Linked DNA regions of Mus musculus: regions 2, 3, 4 and 5 are each linked to region 1. The links are chromatin loops, found by intact Hi-C in ENCODE. Cell type or tissue: heart. All regions are shown on one strand. Links, peaks and the distances in the headings refer to the core of each region. The heading gives the core; the rest is flanking DNA. Region 1 overlaps Hectd2 (HECT domain E3 ubiquitin protein ligase 2). Region 2 has its middle 3.2 kb from the start of Ppp1r3c. Region 3 has its middle 18 kb from the start of Tnks2. Region 4 overlaps Hectd2os (Hectd2, opposite strand). Region 5 holds the start of Fgfbp3 (fibroblast growth factor binding protein 3).

The links. A loop is a pair of places that touch in the nucleus more often than their neighbours do. Peaks named below come from ENCODE experiments on the same cell type or tissue, not always from the same donor. Only the 100,000 strongest peaks of a DNase experiment are listed, where the experiment ranks them.
Region 2: a loop joins it to region 1, with 7 times the contacts of the local background. A loop is called at or near these places in 19 of 42 quality-filtered maps.
Region 3: it touches region 1 in a loop (6-fold over the local background); 5 of 42 quality-filtered maps call a loop at or near these places.
Region 4: it touches region 1 in a loop (2.0-fold over the local background); 4 of 42 quality-filtered maps call a loop at or near these places.
Region 5: a loop joins it to region 1, with 3.0 times the contacts of the local background. A loop is called at or near these places in 7 of 42 quality-filtered maps.

The regions. Positions count from the first base shown.
Region 1 is chr19:36,602,975-36,608,999 of GRCm38, forward strand. It overlaps Hectd2 (HECT domain E3 ubiquitin protein ligase 2), which reads left to right. Exons shown (of 21, transcript NM_172637.3): 12 at 1,276-1,383; 13 at 2,194-2,326; 14 at 3,412-3,500. Among named protein-coding and RNA genes, the nearest start is that of Hectd2, 51 kb to the left of the region's middle. In heart, for the core only: a CTCF peak has its summit at 3,510 (motif pointing right); no DNase peak of the experiment used is centred there.
Region 2 is chr19:36,736,791-36,742,815 of GRCm38, forward strand. No RefSeq gene overlaps it. Among named protein-coding and RNA genes, the nearest start is that of Ppp1r3c, 3.2 kb to the left of the region's middle. In heart, for the core only: CTCF peaks have their summits at 1,447 (motif pointing left), 2,982 (motif pointing left) and 5,053 (motif pointing left); no DNase peak of the experiment used is centred there; H3K27ac peaks cover 792 bases.
Region 3 is chr19:36,813,474-36,819,498 of GRCm38, forward strand. No RefSeq gene overlaps it. Among named protein-coding and RNA genes, the nearest start is that of Tnks2, 18 kb to the right of the region's middle. In heart, for the core only: a CTCF peak has its summit at 2,664 (motif pointing right); a DNase peak (open chromatin) is centred at 4,828; H3K4me3 peaks cover 1,668 bases; H3K27ac peaks cover 1,536 bases.
Region 4 is chr19:36,665,200-36,671,224 of GRCm38, forward strand. The region is part of intron 2 of Hectd2os (Hectd2, opposite strand); the gene reads right to left. Among named protein-coding and RNA genes, the nearest start is that of Hectd2os, 21 kb to the right of the region's middle. In heart, for the core only: no CTCF peak of the experiment used is centred there; a DNase peak (open chromatin) is centred at 3,872; H3K27ac peaks cover 3,171 bases.
Region 5 is chr19:36,916,116-36,922,140 of GRCm38, forward strand. It overlaps Fgfbp3 (fibroblast growth factor binding protein 3), which reads right to left and starts at 3,484. Exons shown (of 2, transcript NM_028263.1): 1 at 3,457-3,484; 2 at 1,435-3,162. The coding sequence starts at 3,101. The coding sequence ends at 2,349. In heart, for the core only: a CTCF peak has its summit at 3,036; a DNase peak (open chromatin) is centred at 2,886; H3K4me3 peaks cover 2,102 bases; H3K27ac peaks cover 1,824 bases.

The sequences.
Region 1 (6,025 bases), core at 1,402-5,401:
TGTCTCCATTAGCATCCAGGGGTAAATAAATATACGTCGCCATGTGACAGCCACCTAGGGTCAAGAACAGGGTCAGAAAATGAGAAAGAAAGGATAAGACAAAAAGATCTGTCACACAAGACACTGTCCAGAAATACAGACGTCCTTGGGAAGATAGGACCCAAGGACCCAGAGAAGCAAAACTCTGCTAAGACTCTTCACACTGGAGATTGGAGGCCTGGGAGAGGCTATGAATTGGCATCTATTCCAGTAATCTACAAAATCTTAAGTCTCAAACTCAATTTGGGGCATGAGATATTATGTCATAGCATATTAGTGTACTTCAGCTGTCTGAAATACTGATCCTTAATTGCACAGAATTCATTTTCATTGCCTCCAAAGACAATGAAGTACTCTAATAATCATTGTCTAGATAAGGAAATGCATAAGCATATTGGTTTTGAATAATAAATGGCAGTTACATATTTCTTACAATTCTAATATGTTGGTTTTTATATACTCAGTGCTTATTTTTGGAGGAACATGAAAACTGCATTTCTCAAATCTTTTATATATGTATTGTCCAGCATATATGTTAACATTTTGGTAAATTTTCTTTTGGTACTCTTTAATCAACAGAGGTAATGCAGTGTTGTACACATAATTTAGTCCCTGCTTGAACTGTTTGCATAGTTTTCCTACTCATTTTTAGTAGCTGAATTATAGCCCATTTACTAGATATACTTAGGATAGTTTAAGCTTTGAGTTTATTGATAATATTTCTATAAATATCTTGTGGAATAAATTTATTTCTAATCTTTAAATTTTTCCAAAGTAGAACTATTAGATTTAAAGATCTGAACATTGACAATGTCTTTGAACCTATAAACACATTAATTTTTTACTTTCTATAAGTAGACTATTCTTTTAGAACAAATTAAGTATCCACAATAGTTTAAGCCTGAGCTTAGCATTAGGAATGCATGCATTGGATTAAATGTCCCCCTTTTTTACACAGGAAACTTTGCTATTGAAGGTCTGAGGCCTGTGGAAATTGCAGTTCAGCCTTCTCACTATAAAAATTGAGCAAGATTTTGGTACCTACTGGCTACTAGGGTTCCAAAATAAAGTAAAAATAAGATGTTTCACAGGTTAAAATATATGTAATTGATTTATGAAATTATTTATGTGAGAAATAGCATAAAAAGAATTAAGCTATTTTGACTGTCTTAAGTGTTTTAAGTGTAATTATACTTTAAATAAAAATAAAAAATATCTGCTTTCTTATTTTATTAGCAAAGTCTGGTGGATAAAGTATCTCGAAGACAAAGACCTGATATGAATATGTTATTTCTAAATATGAAAGTAAGGAGGACACATCTGGTTAGCGACTCACTTGATGAGGTATAATTTATTCCAAAATGGTTTAGCCTTATTTCTAACATTTTTAAACTATTATTTCTATGTGCAAATATGTATACTTGCATAAATTCTGATATAGTTAACATAAATTTCATATAAATAAGCTTTATAACATTCTAAGTTTATTAGTAGTTGGTTAATTCCTCAGAGGAGTTGATGTACAATACTCACATATGTAATTCATGTTTCTTAGTGTGCTACCTGGACTCTAGACCTGCCATCTTGTGATTAGGTGTAGAACAAGTCAGTTTAGTTCTCCACACCTCAGGTTGCTCATGTCTAAACTTCCCAGTCTGACCGGTAGGGTATAGGGTATATAGGACCTATAGGGTATAGGGTATATAGGACATATTCGTATTCACACAAACATTGACTCGGGGATGTATATTGCAAAGTTTCTTGCATGTACACTGCTGCAGTCAGACCATCATGTAGTTAAGAGATAATGGCTATTTTATCTATGTGGGGTTTTTATTTAGTGTTGAAAGAGAAAGGGCCGTAAAAAGTTATTTTATATTATAGTCTACTGAATTAAAATTTTGGACACAGTATGATTCTTAGGGGCAATACTCTTTGTCAAGGCATCTGACCCCTTAATTCTTTTTTCTAACCTATAAAGTGAATAATAACACCTAGCTTATATTGTCTGGCAAATTAGATGGATAGATGTATGAATGGATAGATGTTTATGGAAGTAAAAATAAAGTCTGTCTAATATTGTTCCTTAAAAAATAAATAAATTCCCTTCTCATTGCTCTTCATTCTGTCATACTACATAACTTCTTCAAATAGTTAACCCGGAAGAGAGCTGACTTGAAGAAGAAGTTGAAAGTTACATTTGTAGGTGAAGCTGGTTTGGATATGGGCGGCTTGACTAAAGAATGGTTCCTTCTTCTAATTCGCCAGATTTTCCATCCAGATTATGGTGAGTGTTTGTTTGTGATCATTGACACTCTAGACTTGTAGGCCCTCAGTAGTAGCCCTGACATTTTTATCAGCTGTAAATGTAAAATTTGTACAGAAATAGCCAGATTTCTCTTGAGTCAATGAAATGAATGGAAGTGTCCCACTGAAACAAAGGACACTGAGAATTTGGAAGCAAGCCTGTAGGGTTTTCCTGTACTAATATGTGAAGCTCCTTTCATTAAATAGTCATTTTACAAAATAGAAGTCTGTGGTCTTGGGAGATGGTTTAGTCAGTAAACAGCTGGCTGTGTAAACCTGAGTGTCAAGTTAGGTTCCAAGTATCCATGTGTAAAGCCAGGTACTGCCAGCACTCCTTTAACAGTGCCACGGAGACAGAGACAGGTAGATCCCTAGAGCTTGTTGGCCGACTAGTCTAGCTTAATTGGTCAGTTCTAGATTCAGTGGGAGACTCTTTCAAAAATACAATGGACCATGACTGAGGAAGACACCTGACATTAACCTGTGGATTCACACACAAATGAACATGTGAACATACAAACATGTATACATGCATAAACCACAGACAAAGGAAAATAGAAATTCATAAGTTATTTTTTAAGGACAAAAATCTTTCAGCTGCTTGTTGGGTCTTTTGGAGGGCAGTCGTGATAGATCACTGTGAGCGCTCCATAGCTTCAGTAATAGTGTCAGGCCATGGGACCTCCCCTGGAGCTGGATCCCACTTTGGACCTGTCTCTGAACTTTCTTTTCCTCAGGCTCCTCTTTAAAGAAAATGCTTACATAATTATTAGCATCTATTAAATGTTTCCTTCAAAGGAGAATTTCTATGTTTATAGATTATATGTATCATACATATTATGGATAAAATAGATGGATGTGTAAAATCTTGTACATCCTTATAAAAAGTCAGATATAAATATGCCTTCTATAAATATTTTACTAAGATTTATAAATGTATTCTGTGAAATTTTTAACATGAAAGGTGATTTGTAACAGAATTGTTGTTAGTAATTTGCCTTTGGTAGATTTCATATGTATTTACTAGCCCTTTTCATCTGTGGACACCTTGTATTTCCTCTGCAGGCATGTTTACATACCACAAGGATTCACACTGCCATTGGTTTAGCAGCTTTAAATGTGATAACTATTCTGAATTCCGATTGGTTGGAATTGTATCCTTTAAACTTTCCACTAGGAGGTGCTACTAGACTAGGGATTTTTTTAAGTTTTTTTCCCCCAATCTATAGTTTAGAAAAATTTTGTTTTAGAAAATTAAACATCAGATTTATTAGATTTTCTCTAATTCATATAGATGCAATATCAAGCCTCCATAGTCTCAATACATTTAGAGAAAATGTCTGACTTTTAAGTCTTTCTTATCTCAAAATGATTGTTTATATATCAGATTTATCAAAAATTTAATAAAAGTTTTTAAAATCTAGAGTATTTTCCATTTGTAATAGAATACTTTCTGTCCTTGCACTCTGCTAATTTACTCAATTTACTAAGTTGAAATCTTAAGAATTAGATTTAGCTTTTTTAGTGTACCCTGAAATACTGAGACATGAAGGAGGTAACCCTAAAAATTTTAAAGGTAATGCAGTGGGGAATATGTAAAATGTACATAATTATTTTAGAGCTTTTTTAATTTCATAAATTCAACTTCCTGTTTCTCATCCCTATCTCAGGTATGTTATGTAATTTATTCCTACACTGGTGGAGCAAAGAGAGGTTAGATTTTAGACAAAGATGCCTTGTATATTAGCTTTTTAAATTACAAGAAATATAATTGTGGGAAATAAAAGTAGAGTAAAAAGATGAACAAGAACTGAAGCTGTGTGGAAGAGAGGGAAGTTGCAGCGTTGACAAGTTCAGCATTGAAACCAGTTCATGAGCATCCATGCAGGGAGTTTATCCTCAGTCAGATGACCAGGTAACATGCGTTAATAATCAGTACTAGAGGGCTTGGGACTTCATTAAAACCAAGATTAGCATAACATAAGTGTGGTGAGGTGGAGGAGATGGGATATGTGTTCTTCCCAGAGAAGGTAGGAATTTAAACTGAGAGGATGATTGGGTTCGAATGAAAGCTGAGCTGTTACTGACTTGCTACAAAGCAGTGATCACCCTGGCACTGTGGGAAGTGCTGAGCATCCATCTATATAAGGCCATGTCACAGTTACTATGGTTAAATCCTGAGGGTGTAGATGGAACTTGAAAGAGTAAATGAAAGAAAAAGCAGGAAATAAAAACTGCACATTGAAATAGCCAAGTTAATTTGAAATGCTTATAGATTGTCCTATCTAGGGGCCAGAGTGACTAATTCCACACTCTCCAAGAAGGATGAGCAAGTCATGGAGTCCTGTTTTCCTGTCATTTACAGGTCTCACTTGAGTGTGTCCAACTTCTGGGTACCTTTTTACTAACTTTGACCTATTTGAACTTCTTCATGCATGTATTATCTTGCTTTACAATACTATGTCACAGCTTAGCGTTGTGATATTTTGACTTCCTGGTATCACTAATGAAGTTAGCTATTGAACTTTTGAAATAATGCTTTTCATAAAATTGTGACTTGCCAGTCATTGTCTTCCATAATATTGGCAGTTTTACTCAGTCAGTACCTAAAAGATCTTACTAAGCATGTTCTTATGTGTATATTTCATGTTAAACAAGTATGTCTAAAATTAAACTCACACAATTAGTGTTTGGCTACAGTTATTTTTAAATATGGTAAGATTTTAGTGTTTTCAAGAAGTAGATCCATAAAACAAAATAATAAAGTTAAAATGTTATGGAGTATTAATAACTGATATTTTAAAAGTCGAAATACCTATACCAAAAATGATATTGAAACTGTATAGAGACAATATAGTACAGTACAAGTTTTCAGACTGTCCACAGCACAAAGCATTCAGTGACACTGGCAGAAAAATTACTCCATCCCTGTTTCAACTAGACCAGGTTAATTTAGTGTGAAGTAAAGTATTTCTGTGTGAGAGGCTCTGTAGCATCAGCCTATAACATAACCTACTTCCTTACTATAGGCATCCTGCTTTTAGGTTTTAGCATTAACAGTTTTTAAATGAAAAATGTTGAGAGGCTATCACCATTGTGGAGAATTATGAGTTATAACACTGTAATATTATGATTACCATCTTGCTACTATCCAGATTATATATTTGAGTGTATTTGTGGTATCTATCTTCTTACACATACTGGTCAGCCTGTGCAGTTACTTAGAAAACAGTATAGCTCTTTCTTATGTCTTCAGCCCTCATTTAGCCTTTGCAAATTAAATTGACAGTATGCCAATTTGCTAGGCCTATATGTTTAGGTTTCCTTTTGGATCTATAAAATAGATTACTCTTTAAGTAACCTTAATAACTGACCTTTAAATACTAGGAAATTTGATCTGAACGTCCTCTTTTGGCAAATTGATAAGTTACATTCTGCTATTTAAGTAGACAAATTTTACAAGTAAGTGAGATATCTGAACTCTAGCCCCTCAAGTTTTAATATATGAGTCTGCTTACAATATTCTCTCATTAGCAGTATTTGTACATACATATACTTATTCATACCAACTCCTTTAACACAGTCTTACTTAAGCTTTAAATAACTAAAAATGGCAATTTCTAAATCAGTGCTGTATTCTGCACCCAAATACTTCTAACAAAACCACCAACATACTTGG
Region 2 (6,025 bases), core at 1,067-5,066, 130 kb after region 1:
GTGATCACCGCGGGGCTGGATGTGACCAGAGCGTGCTGGAAGGCGGCCGTAGAGTCCCTGAGCCCTGGGCCAGCGGGATCCAGCCGTGTTCCCGGAGCCTGGCGTGCAGCACGTAGCTCACGGCTCGCAGCTGGCCTTCTGCAGCTTGTGCGAGCCTGGCGGGGTCTTCTATGGAAACGCGTAGGTCTGTGCAGAGTTGAATCTGAGCTCAGAAAGTTGTGGCTCCGCCCGGTGTCTGTGTTATTTGAAATGCTTGTGATGCTCCTTGCTTTGTGTCCAAGCACCTTGGCCCAAGCAAAGAGAAGTTGGCTGGCTCTTCTTCCTCCACAAATAAAGTCACACAGCCACTCAAATGTTAAGAAAACACGTGAGCCCATGAAACGAAGTGGCCGTGTGTGTGTGTGTGTGTGTGTGTGTGTGTGTGTGTGTTTCCCTCTGAAGACAGAGGCAGAGAGGGCCAGTCTGTACAGCCTAGCGAGACTCTGCCTCTGAATAAGCAAATGGAGACTATGTGCTGACCTATTCAGTTCTCTGCTTGGGAGAGAGAACTATAGGCCAACATGAAGTTACTGTCCTTGCTCATTGTCACCAATTGCAGCAGACAGCCCAAATCCCTAGACTGAGTTATGACATCCTTAGGCAGAGGTCAAAATCACAGTTGATTTCATGCCCTACCCACCCAGCGGCTTTCGCTGAGATTTCTTTCTTTTCTTCTGTGCACATAACCAACACAAAGCAAAACTAAAATAAATATTTTTTAAAGAAACGTCTACTGAACATCACAGAGGAAAAAACTTGATAATTGGACTTTTAAAAACTAAAAAGTTCGACCGGGTGTGGTGGTGCATGCCTTTAATCCCAGCACTCTGAAGGCAAGAGTCTGGAGGATCTCTGTGAGTTCGAAGCCAGCCTGATCTACAGGATGAGTTTCAGTAGTTACACAGAGAAACCCTGTTGGGGGGAGAGAGAGCAAGGCGCGCGCACGCGCAGGGGCGGGGGGAGGCATATCTGTTAATCAAATATAAAATTGTTTTCTTCTTTTGTTTTTTGTTCTTCCCCCTTTCCTTTCCTCCCTCCGAACATTCCTACGTTCCTTGGTCTCTTTCAAATTCATGGCCCTTTTTCCCCCTACTTGTTGTTCTATGCGTATGAATACTGATTATTTTTACAAAGTCCATGACCTAGCTCTGCTTGGCTATCTAGAAGCCAATTAGAATGTGCAAAAAATTCCTCTGTCATGTAACTGTCAGACTCAAGAATTGTTACAATGGAGTAAAGAATAAGAACCATGCTATGGGGCTGGAGAACGGCTCAGAGGGTAGGAGTCCCTTGCTCTTCTTTCCACAGACCAGAGAGCAGGTCGTACCACCCAGCTCAGGCGCTCATACACAGCCTGGAACTCCAGCTTCAGGGGCTCTACCGCCCTCCTCTGGCTTTTGCAGGACCTGCACACATGTGCACATAACCAACACAAAGTAAAACTAAAATAAATATTTTTTTAAAGAAACGTCTACTGAACATCACAGAGGAAGAAACTTGATAATTGGACTTTTTAAAGATTTATTTTTATATTAGACATATGAGTGTTTTTTACCCCTCTGTATGTATGCATACCACATACATGTAGTGCCCTCAGAGGTCAGAGGTGGGCACTGGATACCCTGTCATTGGTTGTAAGCCACCACGTGGGTGCTGGGAACCAAACCCTGGTCCTCTACCAAGGGTAACAAGTGCTCTTAGCCGCTGGACCATCCCTCTCTCTCCCTCTCTCTCTCTTGGGCTTTACTTCTGAATAAAGCACCTGACCAACAGCAGAACTAACGCCCCTCTCAAGATGGCCAAGACCACGTGAAAGGCCAATGTTTAGGGTTTTAATCCTCACCTGAACCCAGGCAAGTTCTAGCCTCAGATTCCTGTTGTGCAATATGGAGATGGTAAATTTGCTTTGAGGAATAAACTTGTGTGTATCAGCAACATCCCACGTTAGAGCTCAGTTCAATACTCGATCCTCCTGTGCTCATTTCTACTCTCACCTCAGCAAAGTTAGTACCTGAGAGAAGCAGCAGTCACCACCATGCATGGCTCATTGAGTCTTATCATGGGCCAAGCATGCGCACCATGTCATCTGTTAAATACTTACAGCATCCTACATGGAACTGCCTGTCATAAATACCATCTTAGATAAAGGAAAACCATTAGGAGATCAAGAAACCTGGCCGGGACCTTCCAAGTAGAGTTGTGGCTCTCTGGGATCAGAACCTGCATGCAGGATAACTGCCGTCTGCCCCATTCTGGCTTCCTTTCATTAATGGTCAGTTACAAGGATAAAGACAGGAGGCGCCTTGTGTATTGTTGGCTTCAAACACTTTGTGTTTCACAGTTGATAAATCTAAACCCCGAGGAGGAAGCAGAGCTGGTAGCCAAGGGCTGGTTAGGTCAGAGCCAAAACTAGAATCTTGGATAGGCCTTTTCTCTACGCAAACCGTATATGCTGAGATAAAGGGTGACTATTACCAGCTAAAGCTATGAAACAGCACACTGTAAGAACAATGCAGTTTGATTCTACTTAGGAGGGAAAGATATGCAGGGACAGGCTCTAGAATATTCTTCACCAAAATGTTAGTGCTTACTAGGGGATGGTGACAGTACTCGTGGTAAAATGTTTTTGTTTTGCTTCTTCGTGGTTTTTGGAGATTGTTGTTGTTGTTGTTTTGGTTCGTTTTGGTTTGGTTTTTTGGGTTCCACACACACACACACACACACAATGAACACAGAAGGCTTCTGTAATTAACAAATAAATTTGAAAAGGTTTTCAAGCTTTCAGATTCAAGTAATTCAGAGAGACTCTTAGCTGGGTGCCAAGAACCACGTTGGAAGCTTTTTAAATGTTCTCAGGCTGCCCCCACCCCTCCCCATCCCAGCCCCACCACCGTCCTAGAAAAGCTGTATTGACTCTGCTTACGCTCCTGCCCCCTGGTGTTGATTAATGCTGCCAAAACAGATTTCTATTTCAACTTCAAGAGGACTTTTTAAACAGAAAACAGTATTCTTTCCTACAAGAAGTCAAGGTAACCTGTAAGCTTAATAGTCCAAGCCTCTCCTTCAGGCTCCTAGCTGGTTTTTACTGCCTTTCATTACAGGATTGAAGGTACTGGAAAGGAATCAGTGTTTTTTCCTTGGGTGTTGCGTCAATGAAGATGGACTAAACCAGAAGTTATGAAGAATTTTATTGTTTGTGGGCTCTATCCAAGTGTGGCTTGGCAGCACTCAAACGTTGCTTTGTCTTACTCGTCTTCCCATAATAAATCTATCAACCAGGGCTCGTTAATTGGTGCATGGTGTCCAGCATCATGCTTGAGGTTACCTGGAGTCATAAGCCATAGCCCTTTACCCTTGAGACTATTCTAGATATTTCTTTTATTTTAGGCTCAAAAAGTACCCCACAGATGAGGGGCTGCTGGCTGTGTGGTTTACACAGTGGGGTTGTCCAAGCATTTGCTCAGTATCTCACCTGGAGGCTGGACTCCTTTTGTGGGAAATTCACCCTGGGGTCCCCCAGTTACCAACTCATTTTCTTTTTCTTTCTTTCTTTGTTACTTTCTTTCTTCCTGTGTACATAAGCATTTTCACACATGTGTGTGATATGTATGTGTGTGTACATGTTCACGTTTGTGCACGTGTGTAAGAGTATACATGTAGATGTAAATGTCCCACGAACATTTCCCACAGATGTTCCAACAGATGTGCTGCAGGACAACTCCCCAACAATGGGCAGCTGTGGACGGGAAGTCCAAGAATCTAGTAGTTGCTCAGTCCCACGAGGCTAGTTGTTTCAGCTGGTCTTCTGTAGAGGCTGGAATCCTGAGTAAGTAGGTTCCAACAGATGTCCTGGCAAGTAAGAGCAAGCAGGTGAATAAGAGTGAGTCTTCCTTCTTCCAATGTCCTTATGTAGGCCTCCAGCAGAAGATGTGGCCCAGACGTGTACCACCACATCTTGACCTGGGACTTGCTTTGTCCCAGGTTGACTCAGAGATCTCGCAGGTGAGCCCTCCGATTCTGGACTGTAGTTCATTCCAGATATAATCAAGTTGACAACCAGGAATGACCATTACAAAAGGGGTCATTTACTCTTCTTGATGGTGTCTCTGTAGTCACGGAAGGCTGAAGGTGGATAAAAGTGTTGAGTTACAGGGGGCCTGAAAAGTAACAGCTGAATCATGCTGAAGGACGTTTAAATGTCACTACAACATTTAAATGTCACTACAAGTGAGTGAGTCCATGTGTGTATATGTGAGTGCACATATGTGAGCATGAGTATACATGTACACGTGTGCATATGAGTGTGACTATGTATGACTGTGTGTGACTATGTGTGTAACTGTCTGTGTGTGTGTGACTGTGTGTATGACTCTGTGTCTATGACTGTGTGTATGTGCATGTGGGTGTGGGTGTGACTCTGGGTGTGTGACTCTGTGTGTGTGTGTGCATATGTGTGTGAATGTGTGTAACTGTCCCTGTGACTGCCTGTGTGACTGTGTGTGTTACTGTGTGTGACTTTGTATGTGTGTGTGACTCTGTGTGGTGTGTGTGTGTGTGTGTGTGTGTGTGTGTGGCTCTGGGTGTGTGAGTGTGTGTATATGTGCATATGAGTGTGTGTGACTATGTATGTGACTGTCTGTGTTAGTATGTGACTGTGTGTGTGTGACTGTGTATGACTCTGTGTATATGAGTGTGTGTAACTGTGTGACTCTGTGTGTATGACTGCATTGTGACTCTGTGTGTGTGTGTGTGTGTGTGTGTGTGTGTGTACAACCTGACACCTGAGTAGAGGTCAGAGGATACATGCAGGAGTTGGTCCTCTGCTATTTAGGTTGTAAGAATCAAACTCATGGCCTCGGGCCTGGAAGCAGGTGCTTTACCCACTGAACCATCTTGCCTGCCCTTTAAAGATTTTAATGTGACCACCTGGGAGATGAAGAGGGAAAGAGTTCTTCAAGAAAAAGAACAGATCAAATCCCAGCAACCACAGGGTGGCTCACAACCATCTGTAATGAGATCTGATGCCCTCTTCTGGTGTGTCTGAAGACAACTACTACAGCGTACTTACATATAATAAATAAATAAATCTTAAAAAAAAAAAAAGAAGAACAGAAATTAGAAAAAATATACCTGGATTCACAGGAAATATCAGAAGAAAAATCAAAGTGATTTTCTAAAATATTCAAAATAATATTCTGAAAAAGAAGGTACTTTAGCTCTATCAGCTTAAATTGTACTATAGAGTTTTACAAAATGAATATTGGTACCCAAATACAGAATTAGCAGTGAGAGAAAAGAATACATAAATGTACATACTTACATATTAGAATTTCCTATATGCTTCAAGAGGACATTTCTAATAAGGAGAGAGGGGATTGTTCAAAAAATGGGCATCTGACTAGCCTTGGAATGGATATTAGAAAGATGTATACAATAAATGGCTTTCATTCTCTGTGGAGAGGAGCCAAAATGGTTTGATGGCATAGAAACATGTATAAATAAGACATGTCAGTAGGAATGTCTTAAGTCTGTTCTGTGTTACTATAACAAATTGCCAGATATATAATATATTTGTAATAAATAAATGTGTAATATATAAAGAAATTTACTTGGCTCTTAATTCTGGTAGCCAGAAAACTCAAATAGAATGGTACAGGACTCTGGCAAAGGCCAACTGTGTTACAACACAGCAGAGGGTGTTCCATGAAGGAGCATAGTTGAGGCCAAACAGCAGGAGCATGCAGAAGCAACAGATCACACAGCAAGGGAGGACAAGAGACAGAGGGGAATGGGAGAGATAAGCTTCTCTCTTATATAACCAGCTCTGCCAAGAACTAATCCACTCTTTTTAAAAAAATCTACCCTGCTTCTAGAGATCAGCTTAGCATCAGTCTCTTCAGAGGATTAAGCTCTTAAAGGATCTGACACATTTCCATATGAGTTTGACACACACATCTGTCTAGGGATTCTAATTGTTTTTAATTAG
Region 3 (6,025 bases), core at 1,009-5,008, 210 kb after region 1:
AAAAATGACTGTAGAAGTCAGGCCCTGGGTCTTCCTCCCAGCCCCATGCTCCCAGAAATAAGACTCAGACTCAAAATACATTTACAAATACCTTGGCCATATACCTAGGCTCTTCTCTGACTAGATCATAACTTAGATTAAACCATTTATTTTAATCTACATTCTGCCACATGCTGGTCACTTGTGCTCAGTTACAATGCATCGTGTCCTCACATCTCCTGTGCCTGGCTCTATCCCAGAATTCTTTGTCTCCCGGATGTCCCACCTTCTATTCTATCCTTTCCTATAGGCCAAAAGGTTTTTTTTTTTTTTTCATTGACAGGTGATGCAAATGATTATATAAATTTTCAAGAGATAAATGCTTCATTCTGTCAAGAAAGAAATGCGCAGTACAGGAGGTATATTTTAACCCTGTGACCAAGGCTGCTGAGGTGCTTCCTTCATTGGGGACACGCTTGTCTTGTAGGCCTGCTGTCCGGAGTTCAGGCTCAGGGACCCTTGCAAAGGCAGAAGGCCTCTTCAAAGTTACCCTCAGGCTCAACAAGTAGGCCGAATTGCATAAGCCATAATGAGCACATTATACGTGATCATAATAAGAATACTAATAAACGGGGCCTAGCAAACACAGAAGTGGATGCTCACAGTCAGCTATTGGATAGATCACAGGGCTCCCAATGGAGGAGCTAGAGAAAGTACCCAAGGAGCTAAAGGGATCTGCAACCCTATAGGTGGAACAACATTATGAACTAACCAGTACCCCAGAGCTCTTGACTCTAGCTGCATATGTATCAAAAGATGGCCTAGTCAGTCATCACTGGAAAGAGAGGCTCATTGGACTTGCAAACTTTATATGCCCCAGTACAGGGGAACGCCAGGGCCAAAAAGTGGGAGTGGGTGGGTAGGGGAGTGGGTGGGAGGGTATGGGGGACTTTTGGGATAGCATTGGAAATGTAAATGAGCTAAATACCTAATAAAAAATATTAAAAAAAGAATACTAATAAATTAAAAATGCAATCAAACTCTGTAGCATAACATCAAAATTCTTTCTTAGAGCTACACACAGCCAGATGTTTGGAGTGTCACCATCTGCCCTGACAGAGCAGGATGTGCTGCCCAGGGGCGAATCTCTCCTAAATTTCTGGATTCACATTCAAGCCAAAAGCCCCAAACTATTAAAGCTTATCAAAACGTGTGCCCCTTTCATTTTTTTAGGAACAAAACCCAGGATTTTGTAAATTCAAGGTGAGGGTTCTACCACTAAAAGCTGCAGCCCCCCCCCCACCGCCGCCCCATTTCTGACGACCCATAATTGTGAATTAGTTCTAATTTAGAAAGAAATCTTTTTTGTTTTTGTTTTTTCGAGACAGGGTTTCTCTGTATAGCCCTAGCTGTCCTGGAACTCACTCTGTAGACCAGGCTGGCCTCGAACCCAGAAATCCACCTGCCTCTGCCTCCAAGTGCTGGGATCAAAGGCGTGCTCCACCATGCCTGGCTTAAAAAGAAAATTTTTAAAACTGCATATAAAATCTGACCTAGCTCAAGCACTCATAACCAAACCGACTGTCATATTATTTATCATTTTAGTAGCCTTTGTTATTAAACTGCTAATAAAGTTTTAAGTGTAAAGTTGAAGTTCATGCATTCTAAAACCCAGTGATTGAAAGAGAACCTCAGCAGCTAAACGTTAGTGGCAGCCGCCTAAAACAGCAGTTCTCAACCTGTGGGTCGCAACCCCTTGGGAGTCAAATCGCTCTCTCACAGGGGTCACCAAAGACCATCAGAAAACACATCATGATTCATAACAATAGCCAAACTACAGTTATGAAGTAGCAATGGAAATAATGTTATGGTTGGAGTCACCACGGCATGAAGAACCGCATTAAAGGGTCACCGCATTAGGAAGGTTGAGAACCACTGGCCTAGAACACCATGGGTTCAACCACTACCACTGCAATGTAAACAAGCTGCTCGGAAAACCCATCTACCTCAGTGCAGACTCAAAGCAACGCTTGCGTTTGCTGTTCTCTAATCTAAAGGCTCTCTCTCTACTCCCTGAAACGGGGAATAAAGGCCAATGCCCGCACCACACCGCACCGCACCACCCCAACTCGCCCTGCACCGACCGGGACTCGATCACCGATCACCGTACCAGACTCTACCCGCCCCGCCCCACCTCGCCCCTCCCCAGTCCCCAGTTCCTCTCACCACTTTCAGATCCAGACATAAGATAAGCAGTATCTGAATGTGGATTTTGTTTTGTTGTCTGGGTTTGGGGGCTTTTGTTTACTGCTTTGGGGGTCGGGGCTTATATTATTTAGTACTAGAGACTGAACCGAAGGTCTCGCACGTGCTAGGCGACCACTTTTCTGCTGAGCTACATCCCCAAGTCCTTCTTTTCATTGTTTTTTTTTTTTTTGTTTTGTTCGGACAAGGTGTAGCTGTCTGGCCTACCATTCACTATACAGGCCAGGCCGGCCCTGAATTCACAGAGACGTCCTTCCTCTGCCTCCCGAGTGCTATATAGAGTTTTATACAGGCCACCATACCCAGCCCAGCCATTTTCTTTAACAGCCTTAAATCAGCATCGCAGTTTGCGCTTGGGCTGAGCATTCAAATTTTTTATTTGCTGATCCTGAAATATTTGTAGACCTATTTCCACTAGGTGGCTGTCTTCACCAAGAAGTGTCAGCGCTATGCTGGCTTCTGGTAATTTGAAACCTTACATTTTATAGAGGTAGGCGTATGCGCAGTGGTTTAATAGACGTTCTCACGCAAGTATCAACCTGTGCTTCTCTTTTACGCCTTCACACTGGGTGGAAAAGGAAATATGTTTAAATGTGCCCTCAAAATAGGAAAGAAAAAAAAAATAGAAAAGAGATGTTTTGTTTGAAATTGAAACTATTTGTAAATGTACTTTTTAATTGATGTGTGTGTATATGTTTGTGTATGTGTGTGTTTGTGTATGTACGTGTATGTATGTATTTGTATCTGTGTGTGTATTGTGTGTGGATGTATGTATTTGTGTATTTGTCTGTGTGTGCCTACATGCTCCATGCACACGTGGGTGCCCTTGGAGGCTATAAGAGAGTGTCAGACCCCTGGAGCTGGCATTACTGGCAGTTATAAGCTGCCTGACAAAGGTGTAGGGAACTGAATCTGGGTCCTTGGCAAGAACATAAAGTGCTCTTAACTGTTGAGCCCTCTCAGCCGGGCACGCCTTTAATCCCAGCACTCTGGAAGCAGAGGCAGGCGGATTTCTGAGTTTGAGGCCAGCCTGGTCTACAAAGTAAGTTCCAAGACAGCCAGGGCTAAGGGCTACACAGAGAAACCCTGTCTCGAAAAAAAAAAAAAAAAAAACTGTCTCTCCAGCCCCTGAAATCAATCCATCTTTCTTTTTTCTTTCTGTTTTAGATTTGTTTATTTAATGTATAGAAGTATTTTTTGTGCAAGTACATATGTGCCCACATGCATGTCTGGTACCCATGGAGGTCAGGAAAGGATATGAATCACCTTATAAAGTACATGGATACTGGGAACCAAACCTAAGTCAACAAGTTCCCTCCACTGCCAAACCATCTTTCCAGTCCCCTGAAATTTTTCATAAAGAAATGTAAAGTGGGGGCTGAAGGGGTTGGAGAAATGGCTCAGCAATTAAAGACTGCTTGTTGCTCTGGTACCCATGTCAGGAGGCCCCCCAACTGCCTATAACCCCAGCTCCGGGGAATCTCGCACCTTCTTCAAGTCTCTGTGGGCACACACATACACGTGAAGTCTCTGTGGGCACACACATACACGTGGTATATACACACATGCACACACACAAAATAAGTGAATGAATAAAATGAGAACATAATTTAAAATAATTCTTTAAAAGTTTTAAAGAGAAGGTTGAAGAGATGGCTCAGCAGTTAAGAGCACTGTCTGCTCTTCCAGAGGTCCTGAGTTCAATTCCTGGCAACTACATGGTGACTCACAACCATCTGTAATGGGATCTGATGGCTTCTTCTGGTGTGCCTGAAGACAGCTACAGTGTACTCATATACATAAAATAAATAAATACATAAATATATACATACATAAATAAAAATTTTTAACGAAAGAAATGTGACGTATCTAATCTATCCACTCTTGGACAGATTCCCAAAGGACTGGAAGTCCACAACATACTTGCACACCGTGTTTACAACTGCAATATTCACAACATCCAGGAAGTGGACAAAGCAATTTGATAATACATATGCAATAGAATCTTAAGCAGCTGTAAGAAAATTAAAATTATGCCATTTGAAAAAAAAAAAAAGGATACACCTGGAAATCATGTTAAGTAAAATATAACAGATTCAGAAAAAAAATCCCATTTTCTGTCATATATGGAACCAAAATTTATGTGTGTTATATATGTTTGCATGTCACAAAACTAGAAAGGGGATGAGAAGAGGGGAGGAAGAGATCTTAAGGAAGATGAGAAATACTGGTCGCGATGGAAAGCGAACCCGTGACTGACTGGAAGGCAAGCAGGCGGCTGCTGCACCGGGAGGGAGTATAAGGAAAAGCAGTGGGGTAAGAAACGAAAGAGAACAATGTATAATGACACACATGTGTAAGACGCCAGGACCCTGTGTTCTTCCTATGTAGTCTATGATGGCTAGTGTCAATTTGACAAAAATCTTTTACCATCTGGAAAGGCTGGGCCCCTGAGGATGTCTTTGGGGAGTGCTTATTGTTAATTGATGTGGGAAGACCCATCTTAATTGTGGGAGGGACTTCCTGGACTTCCACAAAGGGAGTAGAAGAGCTGAGTAGGGAGGGACTCGGCAATTAGACTTGCTCCCATGTCAGGAGGCTCCCCAATTGTCTCCAGCTCCAGGGGATCTGACAGCCTCTTCCAGCCACCGTGCCCCCGCCCCCCGCGTGCATGTGTTCTACACACACACGCACACGCACACACGCACACACACAGCATGCATTCCTTACTCTTCTGCCTCTTGACTGTGGGTGCAGTGTGACCGGCTGCCTTTGCTTCGCCGCAGTGATGGATTTCTTTTGAACTGTGAGCCAGAATAAACCATCTCTCCCTTAATTTGTCCTTGTCAGATATTTCATCATGGCTAAGACCCTAACTTAAAAAAAAAAACAGGCCTACAGCTATGGCCGCCGCCGCCGCCGTCGCTGCAGCTAGAGGAGACCCTGTCGGAGAGACTCTGGGGTCTGATGGAGATGTTTGTTTCCTGAGATGGTCTGGTCAGTCGCCCGAGCCACCTTTGACCACCTTAAATCTCTCACTCTTTGTGGCTCAGAAGATTACAGATTTTCCAGGGCGACTTTGTGGATTGGGACCACTTCTTCCTTCATGATCTTGCTTCTTCCTGTTGTCTTTGAAAAGTTGCAAACGGAGCAACAGTAGCAAGCCCAGCAGTAGCTTACTTTTAGGGCCTCACACGGGGCTGTCAGGAGGAGTGCTAGAACTTCCACTTCCTGGAAAGATCTAGAATGTCACTGCGGTATTTGTCCTGGTAGGCGAAATTTGAAATTCATTTCTGTTTGAACTGCTTATTGTTTGGATTTTTTTTTTTTTTTTTTTTTTTTTTTTTGGGTTTTCGGGACAGGGTTTCTCTGTGTAGCCCTGGCTGTCCTGGAACTCACTCTGTAGACCAGGCTGGCCTCGAACTCAGAAATCCGCCCGCCTCTGCCTACCAAGTGCTGGGATTAAAGGCGTGCGCCACCACGCCCAGCTTTGTTTGGACTGTTTATTCTTTTTTTTTTTTTTTTTTTTAACCTTGGCACATCCATCTATTTGAACCGGGTGGGAACTTTCTCTGTTTCTCACGGAGGGACCCCAGGTGCACCTGAGCCCTTTCTAACGCCCTCACTTCCTGTTCTCACTCATGATGCTGGAGTACAGCCATGTGGAGGTCATTCCACTCTGTTCCCTTAGTAAAAGCTCCTAAGGAAGTTCTTACGTGCCCATTGTGGGAAAGAAGTAAACACCTCTGACCATTAACATTTTTTTTATTTTAAAGAATGG
Region 4 (6,025 bases), core at 1,382-5,381, 62 kb after region 1:
GGAGGAGCTTCTTCCAAATTCCCTTAGGTTTTATGGCCACAAAATCCTTACTCGTTCTTAGTGTGGTAGGAGAGAAAGGGCTGGATTTTTCTGAGCACATGATGCTATCATCTACCCGTTCCGAGATATCCTGAGTCTGCCATTGCTGGGGTGGCATCTTGTGGAAAAGCAGCCCCATGGAGTCTCCCTCCCAGGGGCTCCATGGTGATACATGGTAGGGAAGTGCCCCATAAGGCCCATCTTCCTCCGGGCTAATTGCAAGATGCATCTTCAGAGTAAATTCTGATAACTAGCCTGGCAAGTAAGAAATGCTGCTCGTTACCTCTGTGTCGTACAGGATCTGGGGCAACTGGGACCCAGTAAGGACTATGATACTTCAAGGTTCTGCATATCCGGGGAAGAAGCAACTAAGCCCTGAAATAAAAGAATTCTCAATGATCGTTGACTCCCAGGCTTATATTTGCTTATGTAAGACTGACTCTTCATGACCCAAGGCAGCCAGCTGAGTCCGTCCCCTCACTGGCCTCCTCGAGCTGTGATGGTTTAAGTTTTCTAAACTTACTACACGGTCCTCTCATGTCCATCCTTCCAAGAGAGACAAAGTCTGATAATGTTTCTCTCTAAAATCCCTAGGGTGTCTGCACATGTTTTCCTAACTTTGATTGACTCACTGATTGAGCAAGTGTTTACTGAACACTGCCTATCCTTCGGGCACAGGGGATGTAAATTTAAGTGAGTCATAAGCCCCCAGCAGCCTCCAAACCAGAGCATTCTATCCTGGTCTGCTTGGTAAATGTCACAGTTGCCAGTATCCCAGGGCCCACAATTATAACGGCAGAAGGGCCAGTTGGTATGGGACACTGTCAAAGCCCACTCCTCCTGTCACAATTAATCTCACAGGTGACAGATCTGGCCATAGATTTGGTCACAGCTTTGTCAAATCAGAGTCCAGCTTTTATCTCCTTTGGAAGGATGATAGAGAGCAGTCCCCTACCTCTCCACAGAATTACTAGTAAGGCTGAATGTGTCTTCCGTGAGGTAGTTATACTTAAGGAAGCCTGGGCTGCACTTCTGAGAAGTAAATGGCTCAGTGGGTTCAACAAAACTTCAGTCCTACAGATGTTTACAGGGCAACTTCTCTGCGGCCAGCTGAGCACTCACAATCAATTAATATTGTGGGCTTTCCCTATTTTTGTAAAGACTGGAACACTATTTTTTTTAAATGGGAAAGAGATGTCAAAGAACGGTCCAAAGGAAAGACATGTCTTTGCAGGCAAATGAGAGAAAGCCTGCGCACCAATGTCCCTGGCTCTGAGTCCCACATGCTTCCAAGTGTGGATCCAGAAAGAGTCGGTGAAACTCAGTGGCTGCAGCAGACTTGACCTCAGTTTCTCTCCAGTGCTGGTGCTAGGCAAACTTACTGGCCAGGCTTGGAAATGAATGGAATGCTTGTACCCTGGCCAACCTGGGCTCTGAGACCTGGAGCATCCCTGCCAATTGCATTTCTGCATTTCACATGCACGCTGGAATTCCTCACAGGGTAGCAAAGCTTAGCTGGGGGACAAGAGAGTGGGAGGGGTGTCATCCGCTCCGAACATTCACCACCAGAGTTAAGAAAGAACAGGCAAGGAAAGAGTCTTAGGATTTAGGTCACTAGCTAAAAAAAATGTCCAAGTTCCTTTGGAGGCTAGAAGTAGGATCATTGGTTAACTTCATATCACCATAACAAATACCAGAGATAACCAGTTTATGGACTAAAGATTTGGAGGTTTCAGTCCATGACCAACTGGTCTCATTGCTTTTGGGTGCCAGCCAAAGTAGCCTACCATGGCAAGAACTTTGACAAAGCAAAACCAGTCCCCTCGTGGCTAAAGAAGTGAATGTGACCAGAGTCGTCTTCTCCCTTTCAAGGACATTCGCCCAACGACTCAAAGACCTTCCGCTAAGCCCCACATCTTCAACATTCTGCCAGCTCCTAATAATGTCACCATACAGACCAAACCTTTAACATGTGGGATGTTAGAGAAAATTCCACATCCAAACAATACTACTGACCAGTGTGAAAGATTTAGGGAGCCTCCCCTTAGAGAGTATCCCAGTAAGGCCATCACTGAAGAGCTAACCAAGGATTAAAACAATCATTCATCTACTAGAGGGATCCTAAGATCTCTTGGCGGGAGCAGGTCAGATCACGCTGCATGGTTCAGTGGGCTCCCTCTGAGCATAGGAAAAGCTGTAGCCCAGCTCTCCTTTGATTGGTGGGTTCTACTGATTTGCCTGTGGTCTCGAGTTGGCCAGTGTTCTAATTTGGTTTCAGTTGCTATTATAAAACAGTCTGACTAGGTTGTTGAGAAGGCTCCCAAAACAGTACAAACTTTCGCTATTGCCCTTGGGTGCCCCGTCCCCAGAGGAGGAAGGTAAGTCCCTATTGCTGAAGATACCATGCACTTCAGAACCAGGGCCCAGAGGCCTCAGAGCTGGAACTGGCCTGAGGACTAGCTCTGATGGTACCAGAAGGCACTAGGTAAGCTTCCAAAGCGGTGGGGCAACCAGCAATCCTACCCCACTATGATATCTATGGACCACCAACATGGCATGATGTGTGGAACACATACCTTGGCAGCAACCAACATCCCTCTTATTGGACGTAATACCTGGTCAACAAGAAGGTAACCATTCCTGGTACTGGAAACTTAGCCAACTAGCCAGGCCTAGTGAAGTCATTGATCTTGGAGGAGAACCTACAACTGCCACTTTACTAAGCCAGCATAACCCCTAAGTACATTCTAAACATTTGTCCTTACAACTACAGATAAGAATAGTCCTCCCTAGACAGCAAGAAAATGTGTCTTTGCAACAGATGGAGGTCATTACAGAAAGCCACAACCAGTCAAAATGTACATGTGTGGAGCCTAGTCTCAATGGATACATCTATAATGCAATACCTACACCTAGTGGGGTCATTTCAGAAAAATGAGGGCAGAAAGCTTCTAAGAGCCAGAGTAAGATGGAGTCTGTAGTGAGGTTATATTTCCTAGGAATGTGAGAAGCCACACCCATAAAGCCTCATCAACATGACCGCTACACATGAGTTAACAAAAACAACAGACATGCTATTGTGGGAAGCCCAGGAGGCCTCAATCCTACACAGGGAACCACAGGCAACTAGAAATTGCTGAGAGTGGAAAAAATTAATCTCCCCAAGGAAACCCACACCAATTGCTTATCCAGTAGCAAATGATCAGCCATGAAAACATACAATACAAGGAGCATGATACAGGCTGAGCAGGTTGTACTTCTGTATTTAGTATTGTGTGTACATATGTAATAATAATTAATTTATTAAATATGTACATATGTAATAATAATTAATTTATTAAAAGGGGTCATAAATTTGAAAGAGAGCAAGGAATGGTATATGGGTGGGATTGGGGGGGAGAAAAGGAAAGAGGAGAAATGATGTGACTATATTATAATCTCAAAAAATTAAAGAAATTGTCACGACAGGAACTAAACTCAGGCAGAAACTATGAAGAAATGCTGCATATTACTGGCTTGCTCTCAGCTTTCTTATACAGCCCAGGACCACCTGCCTAGGGATGGTGAGCTAGGCTTTCCCATATCAGTGGTCATTCAAGACAGCCTCTCATAGATATTCCCCAGGGGCTAATTTGGGGAGATAATTCTTCAAATGAGGTTCTTTCTGCCCATGTGAGTCTAGAGTGTGTTAAGTTGTCAGAAAAATCTAGTAGGGTGGAGGTTGGGGGGGGGGGATAACACACACACAGCCTGAAAGGATTGTACCCATGAGCTGAGAGTGACATCTCCCCTGAGTGCCAATGTACTGTAACCATGGCTCATTAACAAGGTTATTTCCTGCAAAGGAATCTGAAAGTGTTGACAGGTCACGGGCCTGCTGATCTAAGCTTTCATGGGGCCCAGACATAGTTTGAGGGCATTTTGCCTGCAGACACCACCTAAAGAATTGGGAAATGGAAATAAAATTTTCTGGGAAGTTATTGGTGGATAGGTCTATGTGGGGCCCAAAGGAAACTCTGTTATTCCCAAATTCCAAAAGGCAGAAGGGACAAATGGCTAACTGTGGTGCCTAATAGCATACCTAAGCCCAGGCTAGCCTCTAGGCTCCCTCAGTATCACAAGTGGCTGGTAGACATTTCACAGTCTATGCTAACATGCTAGCCCTTCCTATCTCCTCCCCTACTTTAAACTCCCTCCAGCTCACACACACACACACACACACACACACACCAGCTACTCATTCTCCTTATCATCCTGCAGTTTCCGTACATTCCCTGTCTGTCTCACACTCTCTCTCTCCCTGCCCTCTCTCTGCTCCAGATTCTCTCATGGCCAGGTCCAGTCCACTGGTGGAGTTCAGTCTACTCCTTTCTCCCTCTGCTCTGGACACTGCCAATGCCTCTGGCTGTTCTGTCTCTCATATCTACAATAAAAATCTTCCCCCTTAATCATATCGTGGAGTGGTCATGTTGTCAGTTTATGCAGTCTTAAGGGCAAGAAATCGGAGTGTTAGAAAGATTACAAAGACAAAGTACACACACACACACACACACACACACACACACGGCAATGTCTGCTATGCTACTTTATATGCTTTATTTCTCACAATGCTGACAACCTTCTGTGAAGGGAATGTTCCTCTTTGCAGTTGACAAATGTGGGAACAGACTCAAAGAACAAAAGCCAGCTACCCACAGATGCTAATAAGTGGCAGAGGCAGGCTGAAAAGCGGGTTCTTTCCAGCCCAAGGTTTGCCCAATTAAATTGAAATTCTAACTCCAAAGCAACAAGAAGATTAAATATCTACTAACAAAGTCATAGAATGGAGTCATATTAAATATAATAACACTAGAAATGAGCAGCAGTGGTTGGCCCAGGGAAGAAAAACTTGTAACACAATTCCCCTCCAGGAAAGAAGGGTAATTAGAAGAAAGGGCCCCCAGGCCATTAGCAGGCCTCAAGGTAGGCGGGAGAGCCCCAGACAGAAAGTTATAGAACATACTTGACAGTCAAACATGACGAGTGCTTTAAAAGGAGGCATGTCTTTAATTCCAGCACTCCAGAGGCAAAGGCAAGCTGATCTCTGTAAGTTCAAGGCCTGCATGGTATACAGAGTTGTCAAAGAGAGAAGGGTGCAGGCAGAAGAGACTCTGTAGAAAAAAATCCCTGGGAGCAAGCCCATGAGTAGTCCCAAGAACAAAGAAAATATCAGATCTTTAGAAGTTGGGGACTAAGCTAGCAGGAAATTTCTCATCACTGGATGTGTGTGTGTGTGTGTGTGTGTGTGTGTGTGTGTGTGTGTGCGTGCGTGTGTGTAAAACAAGCACACATATCAAAGAGCATGGAAGAGCCAGGCAGCATAAGTTACAAGCTGTGTGTTAACTCTGACCCAGAAAGAACTGCATGCATGGCTTGATCTTTTCAGGCTGCAAGATCTGGTCTCTTGAGACCAACCAGTATCTTAAAAAGTCCTAGCAAGTCCTAGAGATGCATTCAAGTCTAAACAAGAAACACAATTCTGGCCTCACCGGCTGGTGGGAAAAACAAGCTCTGTGTTTTTAATGTCCAGAACAGACAGCATTCATAATAATCAACGTTCACAGCTATTCAGATTCATCTGGCGGCCTTTCATGGTCCGTAGTCCTGACTAGGCTATTGTTTGTGCTGCTTCCTACTATCTATCCCATTCCTGCCTCTGCGTCTACATTCGCTCCTCCTCTGCCTTGCATGACCTCCCTCAACTACAGTGACCTTCTCAGGGCCCTTCAACCTCCCTTTCCCCTGTGCTAGATCCCTGGCTTCCTTTCCTCCCTCCGGGCTTTGTGCAGCTTGACACATCAGGGCCATTCTTACAGCACCACTTCCTAGCTGGTGGATTTGGTGTGAAACATTGTTTCATTCCGTAATCAGTAAGCAGACAATGGCTGTGCATAACTCAGAGGGCTTCTGTGAAGGAAAAGATCTAGAAACCCATTGAAATACTTCG
Region 5 (6,025 bases), core at 1,046-5,045, 310 kb after region 1:
CTCCTCCCTTTCCCTGACCATTTCAGTTGTCTTTTCTCCGGCTCTTTGAAGTCCGCCATCTCTCCTGGGTTACATCATGTACTTCACATGTTATATTTGTTGCTATTCGAGTTATTATGTCTGTGGAGAATTGCACGTATGATTCTAGAAGGCAATAAGTGTGCTTTAAAAACCCCAGACTTAGCCCAACCCAATCTCCAAAAAGACCTGGAGATACTGGGACTTCGCCAATGTCATTCAAAAGACAGATGGAGGGATCTGATCCCTTCCCTTCCACTGCAAGCAGCTGTTTCTTGTTCCCCAGCCAGGGTCCTGGCACAGCTCTTGGACACACAGACTTTGGTCCAAGAGCTATGGTCTTTTCTTCTTTCTTACAAAGACATTTGTTAGACTATCAGAGGGCATCCTGGGAGGGCCTGGTAGTCCTCTTTCCCAGAGAGATGAAAGTGTGATTCTAGCCACGGTTCTGGACAGTACAGATTTATTTCCATTCTTTTTATTGATGCAAGCTTTTTGCTCGTCTTTTTAGAGACTGTGTTTGTTGGGCCATACTTTTGGAGAATGGTCTCCAGATACCTTGAGTTTCCTTGGCCATGATTAATTTTATCGAAGGATCAGTGCTACTCAACACGTGACCACATAAGTCTACCCTCAGAGTATGATCCATCTGGATGTTCTAACAATTGCTTGAGTTCAGAAGTACACAAAATGTGTATAAAATAGTTTTTATGCCACAGAGGCAGATCAAATAGAAAAGGCCAGGAATTTGTTGCACTTACTAACATTTTTAAAGGGAGAGAGTAAAAAGAGAGGTATTCTACTTGGGAGGGTGAGGGTGGGGCTCCCACTGGCCTTGGGCTCAGGCTTAGGTAATATAAGGTAAGAAGATAACTGGACATGGTGGGGCATGCCTTTAACCCCAGCCACTTGGAAGCTGAGTCAGGAAGATTGCAGCATTCATGTCATGGCCTGCCCGGGTTGCAGAGCACAAGCATCTCACCTAAAACTTAAAACAAGTTTAGGAACTCCACAGGTCACCTCAGTTGGCATAGGAGCCTCCAGTCAAGGCAGAAGGCCTGAGTTCAGTCCCCAGGACCCATATGGTAGAGGGAGATAACTAACTCTGGAGGCAAGGTATACTCTGACTTTTGTGTGTGCATACATGCATGTAAACACATATAAGAACACACACACACACACACACACACCCCACACACAGATGATGGGGTGCTCAAATAAAGGTATATATACTTAGTAGACTAGGTAGGGGCCAAAGAGTACAATTCCCAGCATCCACGTGGCAGATCTCAGACCCATTTCTAAAGGATGGGATGTTCTCTTGTCTGTCCCACAGGATCCTCCATGCCCGGGGTACATAACCTCACACACACCCACAAAATAAAAATAAACAAATGAAAGAAATAGCAGAATTTCCATCATTTTACAACTCTTTAAATCCAATCAGTTTTTTTTTTTGTTTTTAATTAAAGACAGTTGTTACAACATATTTAAAAAACACACACATTTTAAATTTAATCACAGAAGAGATGAAGGGCCAAATGACCCAGATACGTGTTTACATTTTAGCTGATTTTAAAAAGAGTAATCAAAATTTAAAGGCTTGGAGTTTTTGTTTGTATTTGGAGATCTAGAGAGCACTGAACTTCTAAAATTCACTTCTGATTTTAGGTAGTTAATGAACTTTTCTGGACAGTAGGCTCAAAATTCAGTTAAAAAGTAGCAAAGGGACTGAAAAGCAATTGTCCTGATAATCCAGTCGTAGATTTATTATTTACCTATAAGGTTTTAATCTACATAGAAAGTGTGATGCCAGTCACACCCAGAGTTCATAACAATCCAGAAAGGGGGGTGGGTGGGTATTCATTTTCTCAAGTTGAAAACCAAGAAGATCTTGAAATATTCAACATGGTTCAGGTTCTTACTCACAGTTACATTTAATGAAAATGTGTTGATATACATTGTATCCCACTTCCTAGGAAAGATTCTCACCTCTTTAGTCACTTCATTCTTGCTAGTCTCAGCTTCTCTCCCTAGTCTACAATTTTCCCATACTTGATATAAATCTATTTGTTTCCACTTTTTCTTCTGCTCTTAAATCAGAGCTGAGATGCTTTAAAAAATAAAAATAAACATAAAATAAAAAACAAAAGCCCTCTCCAGCTGCTTCAGATTCTTCTTACCCTGACCCCTGACCCATTTTGGAATCCCGACTAGCCGACTAGCTTATTCTCCATCCCGGTTCCCTGTCCAAGGACATCTCCCGCCTCGGCTGCGCTACCCTCTGCTTCTCAGCACCTACCCCTAGTGCCCCTTGCCAGCCCGCAGCCTCAGCCATTCCAGAAGTTGACAAAGAAGTTGCAAAGGGAATGCCACTTCTCGGTGCAGTAGGTCTCAGTGAGCTCGGCATTCTGGTCCAGCCCATTGGGTTGGAATCCGGCCGCCGCAGGAGGCTCCGGAACTGGGTCTGAGCCCGCTTTCCTCCCGCCCGAGTTGGACTTCACTAGCAAGGGCTTCTTTTCCGGCTGGGAGCTTGGGGACCGCACCGACTGTCGCGACCGAGCCGGGCTCCGCGCCCTGGACCGGGGCGGCTCGCTGGGACGCGCGGGTAGGCTGGGGTGAGCGGGCGAGTGCAGGTCTGAGCCAGCCGTCTTGCGGGCGCACAGGCGTGGCGGCAGCGGCGCGGGGTCCAGGCAGGGCCGTGGTCTCCTGCGCAGCGCGCCCAGCAGCCGTCTCCAGTAGTGCGCGCGCCGGGCGCCGGTGGCCGCGCAGCGCTCCGGATGCCCGCGGTAGGCGCAATGCAGACTCGCCCCGCCCGGGGTCTGGCAGCGCAAGGCCAGCTCTCCGCCAGTCGGCGTCCCCGGGGCGGGTACCAAGAGCTGCCAGCTGCACGCGTGCTGCTCTGGACTCACGAAGCGACCGGAGGAGCCGACCGTGGGTCGGGAGGCCCGGGTCACTTCCCTGCCTGCTGCCCCCTTGTCCCTCCCGGCAGCCGAGAGGAGGCAGCCTCCCAGCAGCAACAGCAGCGTCAGCGGGGAGAGCGACGCCCGCGGCCTCGGAGGACTCATGCCCGCGTTGGCCATGCCACTCTGGGATTCCTGGGACCTCAGCGCAGGCAACAGGAGGCAAGGAGCATCCTAGGATCTGCGAATGAAGGCTACGGATGAGTCCCGCTCAGCCCTCTCCCTGGACACAGGAACCTGCCAACTCTCCTGACCGGACTTTCCCGAAACCAGTGTTCTCAGTTAGCAGGGAGAAGCCCCTTTAAAGAGCTGTCTGTCCTAAGGGAACAACTTAATGTTTAAGGAATCGTTTTTTAACATTCACTAAAATAGAAAAATGAAGTTTAATGATCACGCAACCACACACCCTCCACCCGTCACCAAACTGTCTACAAAATTATTTCAGATTAATCGGATACATGTACTTTTAGCTTACCGAATTCTAGAAGAGGTGGAAGGGCCCTATTGGAGTAGAGCGAATGACTGCATAAGGGATTAGTCTGTTTTAAACGGCTGTGAATGAACCTGTTATCAATGGGACAGAAGGGGCCTCCCCCTTCATGCCCCTCCCAGACTTCTCTCAGTAGGTTTCGGCCACTGCTAACACACACAGAAGATACACCCGCGTGCAGAAGCACGCGGAAGTGATAGAAGCAGCCATGTGACATGAAATATAAAATGCTGTATTTTGCTCTCACCGCTGAAAATAAGACAAATGTTAACAAAACTTTCTTTCCTTTTGAAACTTGTACATATTTATCTGGTCTATATATAGTTAAGAAAGATGAAATGAAACAATAATATTCAGAACCAGATGCTATTTGCAGGTTTTTTTTTGTTTTGTTTTGGTTTTTTTCGTTTTGCATTGCATGTATTTCTTCTGTGTGTGTGTACCCCAGAGATCCAACTCAGTTTGTAGGGCCCGGTGGGGTGACAAGTGCCTTTGCCTACTGAGTCATCTCAAAGGCCCCACTATTTTCAGTCTTTCTATTTATCATGTCACTCAGTTCTGTATTTTCATCAGTACATCCAAGTAGGGACATTTTGGTTTTTAACTATTTGGGATATGATAGATTAGTTCTAAATATTTTTTCAGAACTCAAAGGTCCTAAAAGGAATGATTTGCTTTGTGGTAGAAAAGTAATACAAATTCAAGTGGTGTAATGTTTAAGTAGTAATCTGTTCTTTGTATGCCTCTGTAGGAGGATAGAATTTGGGTTGGGTTAATTTTGCTGTTGTTTGTTTGTTTGTTTTTGGTTTTTCGAGACAGGGTTTCTTTGTGTAGCCCTGGCTGTCCTGGAACTCACTTTGTAGATCAGGCTGGCCTCGAACTCAGAAATCCGCCTGCCTCTGCCTCCCGAGTGCTGGGATTAAAAGCAAGCGCCACCACCGCCACCCACCTGCAAATTTTTTTTGTTTTGTTTTTTTTTTAAGGTTTATTTATTATTATATATAAGTACACTGTAGCTGTCTTCAGATGTGCCAGAAGAGGGCATCAGGTCTCATTATGGGTGGTTGTGAGCCACCATGTGGTTGCTGGGATTTGAACTCAGAACCATCAGAAGAGAGTTCTTACTCGCTGAGCCATCTCGCCAGCCCAAGGTTTATATATATATATATATAACATTTATAAAATAAAAAGAGAATTTTACATTTGTTTATTGTTTACTTGGTGTGTGTGCTCAAATGCTACAGTATACGTGAGGAAGTCAGAAGACAAGTTTCAGGAGTCTACTATCTCCTCCCACCTTGCAAGTCTCAAGAATTGAAGGATTCAACTCAGGTGGTTAGGTTTAGCAGCAAGTCTCTAATTTGCTGAGCCATCTTAGAAGACTCCCTTTTTAAAAACAGGGTCTCTTGGATCTTGAGTTTATTGTGTATCTGACTGTGACCTTGTATTTTAAGCAAAGTTATTTTTAAGCTTTGGGATTTTATATTCATCTCACTTTTAGCTCCATAGTATGTGGTCTTTTTTTACTTTAAGAGTATATTGCCGGGGCTGGTGAGATGGCTCAGTGGGTAAGAGCACCCGACTGCTCTTCCGAAGGTCCAGAGTTCAAATCCCAGCAACCACATGGTGGCTCACAACCATCTGTAACGAGATATGATGCCCTCTTCTGGTGTGTCTGAAGACAGCTACAGTGTACTTACATATAATAAATAAATCTTTAAAAAAAAAAAAAAAAAAAAGAGTATATTGCCAAGAGGCTGGGGAGACCCATGTGAGGGCAGAGAGGAATGGCTTCACAAGGTTGTCCTGTGATCTCTGATCAGTGCATACAAGCCCCTCCATTATACACAAGTAATAATAAAGTGGTTTTGATTTGTTTTGTTACAGCTTTTATTTCTCTAGGGAACAGGAATGTTGCTCACTGGTAGAGGACTTGCTTAGTGTGTTCAAGGCCTTTCACCTCTCAGCACTTAATTTCCTTATCTAATTTTGGTATTAATTATACCATTTTGTTTTGTTTTTTTCATGTTTGAGACAGGGTTCTCTGGGTAATAGCCCTTGCTGTCCTGGAACTTGATTTGTAGACGAGGCTGGCCTCGAACTCACAGAGATATATCTGTCTCTGCCTCCAGAGTGCTGAGATTAAAGATATGCACCACATTGCCTGGCTATACCAGTTAAATTTTTAATAAAAACATATTGGTACCTATGACATTAAGGAACACTAATGATAAAAAAACAGGAACTCTTAACGAAAGTTTCATAATACATTTCACAGATGTATTTAAATTTCTCAGAAAGCCAGGCGGTGGTGGTGCACGCCTTTAATCTCAGTACTTAGGAGGCAGAGGCAGGTGGATTTCTGAGTTCGAGGCCAGCCTGGTCTACAAAGTGAGTTCCAGGACAGCCAAGGCTACACAGAGAAACCCTGTCTCAAAAACCAAATAAATAAATAAATAAATAAATAAATAAATAAATAAATAAATAAATAAATATTTCAGAAAAACATTCTCTCATGTAAAGTACCAAAAGTAGTTACAGATACACCTCCTTG